Linked DNA regions of Homo sapiens: region 1 is linked to region 2. Evidence: chromatin loops called from intact Hi-C (ENCODE). Cell type or tissue: gastrocnemius medialis. All regions are shown on one strand.

What was found. A loop is a pair of places that touch in the nucleus more often than their neighbours do. Peaks named below come from ENCODE experiments on the same cell type or tissue, not always from the same donor. Only the 100,000 strongest peaks of a DNase experiment are listed, where the experiment ranks them.
Region 1: it touches region 2 in a loop (4-fold over the local background); 7 of 110 quality-filtered maps call a loop at or near these places.

What each region holds. Positions count from the first base shown.
Region 1 is chr6:118,513,879-118,516,378 of GRCh38, forward strand. All of the region lies in intron 4 of CEP85L (centrosomal protein 85L), which reads right to left. Among named protein-coding and RNA genes, the nearest start is that of PLN, 33 kb to the right of the region's middle. In gastrocnemius medialis, no CTCF peak of the experiment used is centred here; a DNase peak (open chromatin) is centred at 1,003; H3K27ac peaks cover 1,867 bases.
Region 2 is chr6:118,579,903-118,582,402 of GRCh38, forward strand. The region is part of intron 2 of CEP85L (centrosomal protein 85L); the gene reads right to left. It overlaps LOC107986524 (a long non-coding RNA gene), which reads left to right. Exons shown (of 5, transcript XR_002956384.2): 5 at 1,827-2,396. Among named protein-coding and RNA genes, the nearest start is that of PLN, 33 kb to the left of the region's middle. In gastrocnemius medialis, a CTCF peak has its summit at 1,126 (motif pointing left); DNase peaks (open chromatin) are centred at 779, 1,039 and 1,959; H3K4me3 peaks cover 242 bases; H3K27ac peaks cover 2,500 bases.

The DNA.
Region 1 (2,500 bases), 66 kb before region 2:
TTATTATTTAAATCTCATTAAAAGATCATAAATTGTTTGAGGCAAAAAAAAATTTATATCCACGTTGTATAACCTTTGTAGATGTAGAATGTATGACAAAACAGCTCAAAGGCTAGAAGAGAAAAAAATGGAACTATGCTTTATAAGATTCTTACATTATACATAAAATAGTATAGTATTACTTGAAGATAGACTGCTATACTTTAAAATATATTATAAACTCTAAAGCAATCATTATAACAATAGAGGTATAGCTAACATGCCAATAAAGAGATAACAGGAATTGTAAAAAAATATTCAACTAATTCAAGAGAAGGCAAAGGGGAACAAAGATCAGATGGGACAATAAGAAAACAAATAGCAATGCCAGGCACAGTGGCTCACATCTGTAATCCTAGCACTTTGGGAGGCTGAGGCAGGTGGATCACTTGAGGTCCGGAGTTCAAGACCAGCCTGGCCAGCATGGTGAAACCCCATCTCCACTAAAAATACAAAAATTAGCTGGTCATGGTGATGCATGCCTGTAGTCCCAGCTACCTGGGAGGCTGAGGCAGGAGAATGGCTTGAACCTGGGAGGCAGAGGTTGCAGTGAGCTGAGATCGTGCCATTGCACTTCAGCCTGGGAGACAGAGCAAGACACTGTCTCAAAAAAAAAAAAAAAAAAAGAAAACAAATACCAATATAGGAGATTTAAACTTGACCATATCAATAATCACAACATGTAAATGGTTTAGATACTCCCAAACAAAAGGCAGACATTGGCAGAATGGATAAAAAGTAGGACCTAACTATATACTATCTACAAGAAAGAAAACCATTCTGAACATAAGGACACAAACAGGTTAAAAGTAAAAAGAGGAAAACCTGTGCTAAAAATAATCAAAAGAGAGCCAGAGTAACTATATTAATATTAGTAGAAGCAGATTTTTTTTTTTTCTATTTTAGAGACAGGGTGTCACTCTGTCACTCAGGCTGGAAGGCAGCGGTGTGATTAGAGCTCACTACAGCCTTGAACTCTTGGGCTCAAGCCATCTTCCTGTCTCAGCCTTCCAAATAGCTGGGACTATATATAGGATCCACTGTGCCCGGCTAAGTTTTTTTTTTTTTAATTTTGTGAAGGTGAAATCTCACTATGTTGCCCAGGCTGGTCTCAAACTCCTGGCTTCAAGTGATCTTCCCGCCTCAACTTCTTGGTGTTGGAATTACAGATGTGCGCCAACTTGCCAGGCCAAAACAGATTGTTAGAGCAGAGAATATTGCCAGGGACAAAAATTATAACTTAATAATAATAAAAAGATCAATTCATTAAGACGTCATGACATTTGGGCCTAAGAGCACAGTGTCTAAATACATGAAGCAAAAAAACTGATAAAACAGAAAAGAAACAGATACATCCACAATTGTAATTGGATATTTTGACACCTGGATCTCAATAATTGACATTAATAGAACAAGTAGACAGAAAATCAAGAGAATATAAAAGACAAAAACACTATCAACTGATTTGTACTAAAAGGAATTTCTAGAATACTCCCCACAAAAGACAAAAGCAGCAGAATACACACCCTCTTCAAGGATACATGAAACACTTATTAAAACAGATGATCTTCTGAGCCATGAAACAAGCACCAACAAACTTAAAAGAATTCAATTCATATAGAATATATTCTTGGACCACAGTGAAATTAAATCAGAAAACAATTACAGACAGAATTCTAGAAAATCCTGAAGTATTTGGAAACAATGTAACATAATTGTAAATAACTTTAGGGTCAAAGAAGAAATCAGAAGATAAACTAAGTATTTTGAGGTGAACAAAAATGAAAACCAAACAAATTAAAATTTGTAAGATATTGATAAAGAAGAACTTAGAAATTTATTTTTTATTTTATTATACTTTAAGCTCTGGGGTACATGTGCAGAACGTGCAGGTTTGCTACATAGGTATACACCTGTCATGGTGGTTTGCTGCACCCACATCATCTACATTAGGTATTTCTCCGAATGCTATCCCTCCCCAAGACCCCCACCCCCAGATAGGCCCTGGTGTGTGATATTCCTCTCCCTGTGTCAGTGTGTTCTCATTGTTCAACTCCCACTTATGAGTGAGAACATGTGGTGTCTGGTTTTCTGTTCCTGTGTTAGTTTGCTGAGAATGATGGTTTCCAGCTTCATCCATGTCCCTGCAAATGACATGAACTCATCCGTTTTTATGGCTGGGCATAGTATTCCATGGTGTATATGTGCCACATTTTCTTCACCCAGTTGTATCATTGATGGGTATTTGGGTTGGTTCCAAATCTTTGCTATTGTGAATAGTGCTGCGATAAACATACATGTGCATCTGTCTTTATAGGAGAATGATTTATAATCCTTTGGGTATATACCCAGTAATGGGATTGCTGGGTCAAATGGTATGTCTGGTTCTAGATCCTTGAGGAATTGCCACACTGTCTTCCACAATGGTTGAACTAATTTACACTCCCACCAACAGTGTAAA
Region 2 (2,500 bases):
CCCACCTTCTTCTTGTCACTACAAGTGCCTAGCATCATGGCCACCCCCACATATCCCCACGTGTGTAGAACATCATGGTGCCCTGCATTTGCATATTAAAAGGCTAGGGTGGGAGGACCAGATTTTTGTGGGCTACATGAATGACATACCTGGTCAACCCAATCCCCTGGACTCTATGCAAATCAGACACCAGCTCCTCCAGCCTCCTAATATAAATGGCTGTTTTCTGCTGCACTCAGGGTTCCCTCTCTCAGCTTGGAGCCCCCTCCCTCTGTCTCTGTATGGGGGAGCCCCTTCCTTCTTTCTTGCCGATTTATTAAACTCTCTCCGCTCCTTAAAACCACTCCACGTATATCCATGTCGTCGTATTTAAACTGGCGTGAGAAAAGGACCCTGGTATTCCCCTCCAGTCATCAGAGTCGTATCATTTTGGTGCACTGGCCGGGAATCCGAGGTACAACATTCACTGAAGTGGTGATTATACAAGCGAGCTTAAAATCTGTTCTATCATTCTGAGGTGCTCTTGGCCTCTATTTTAAAATCAAATCAAATCAATCAAAAGGCATCTATCTGTCTGCTGGTTAGCTACACTTATCGTTGGCTGCTGTTCTAAAGACTCAGATGTGAGGCTTGCTGGTGAGAACATGGAGAACCCCCCAATACCCACAGGTGATTGGGAATGTTGGCCGTATTTCGAATCAGCTTCCTTTCATGGGGAGACCTCGCCGTTGCGCAAGGCTGGGAAAAGTTCTGAGGCAACTGAGCATCTCTGGGCAGGGCACACCCTGGTGTGACTCAAAGACCTCTGGACCAGACCCAGCCTCCAACAGCCCATTTCAGGTGCTGGCAGAGAATCCTCAGCTATCCGGTCATGAAACTTTCCTTCCTTTTCTATCTGTGGTCTCTTACTCTGTGTGTATGTGTCAACTGTGTGGGAATTTAGTAACCGGGAGTTTAACTCAAGAATGCCATTGCAATCTCCTGAACAGAGGGTTCCTCCGGGACAGTGAGCCTCTCTCTCTCAGCCCCTTGGTCTGGAGAGCACACGGCATTTCCAGGTCTCTCTACCGCTTGTCTGAGGAGCACACAGTATTTCTAAGCCAACAGTGCCACCTAGAGGAAACAGAAATCCTCTACATGAGGCACTTTTTTTAATGCTAACACTGCAGCTTCCTTTTGCACTGCTAGAAATCAGGCTCTAAGCCTCTTCCAGGAATGGGAAAATTCTGCTTTCAACAGTTAGAAATTAAATGTCTTCCATAGCCAAATTTTAGTCTCAATATTGTCCCATCAGCAGGAAAACAGCCATTTGGTTCCTACATTTCTTTAAGTCACCTATTCTGTCTCCAACAGAGACAGTACTTAATTAGTAAGGGGATTTTAAGTCTGGAAGTTAACTGAAACCATTTTTCTAAGGGTAAATGCTTTAGCATGGGCCATAATAGCAGGATATAGAGTTCAATCTAGCATAACCCCTCCATTAAAGGGGCCTTCCCCAATTACACAGTTTTCCCTGAGATCCATTTTTTTTTAGGGAGGTACACAGGTCACACAAGTCTAGGAGGTCAAAGGGAAATAACAAGCAGAGGACTGGGACTACTTGGGTAAGTGTGACTAGGCCTCAAAAGTCTAGTTTCTCTGGTGCCATGGCTTGGAGGGTCACACCTACAGCCACAGGCGGCACATTTAACTGGGTGCCGGGACCCAGGAACCAGGGAGGGAGACTAGTTAGAGGAATGCCCCCTACTGTTTTCTTCTCCACCCTGAGTCATACACCAAAAGGAAGGAGACTAAAAGGACACTTTTATTCTCACTTCTCTTTCTAGATGGCCAACAGATCGTCTTCAGCATGCACTCCTCTGGAATGTATTTTAAAGCACTGGGACTCCTTCAACCCTGAGACTTTGAAAAAAAAGTGACTCATATTCTATTGCACAAGAGCATAGCCTTCTTACTATCTTGGGGACAGATAAACCTGGCCCGCTGCGGGGAGCCTTGATTTTAATATTATCCAACAGTTAGATCTTTTCTCCAAACAGAAGGGCAAATGGACTGAGATCCCCTATGTACAGACTTTCTTTGCCCTGTGAAACAGCCCAGACCTTTACAAGTTCTGTACAATTGACCCAGTTCTTTTAGCGGCCACAGGGAATCGTTCCCCAGAGCTAAAGCAGGTTCCAGAGGAGCAATCTGAAACAGCTATTGAATGTCCCAATCCTTCCAGTCCCCCTCCAATCATACTATCAGCTCCTCCAGCTCCACTATCTCCAGTATATCCTACTCTCCCCGCTTCATTCTTACCTCTGCAGGAAATGGCTGATAGGAATGGTGCCATGAGGGTTCAAGTTTCCTTCTCATTACAGGACCTTAAGCAAATAAACAGAGACTTGGCCCAATTTTCTGATGACTCCGATAAGTATATAGAAATTTTCCAAAATTTAACTCAGGTGTTTGATCTCACATAGAGGGATGTTATGTTGCTGCTAAGTCAGACCCTCAC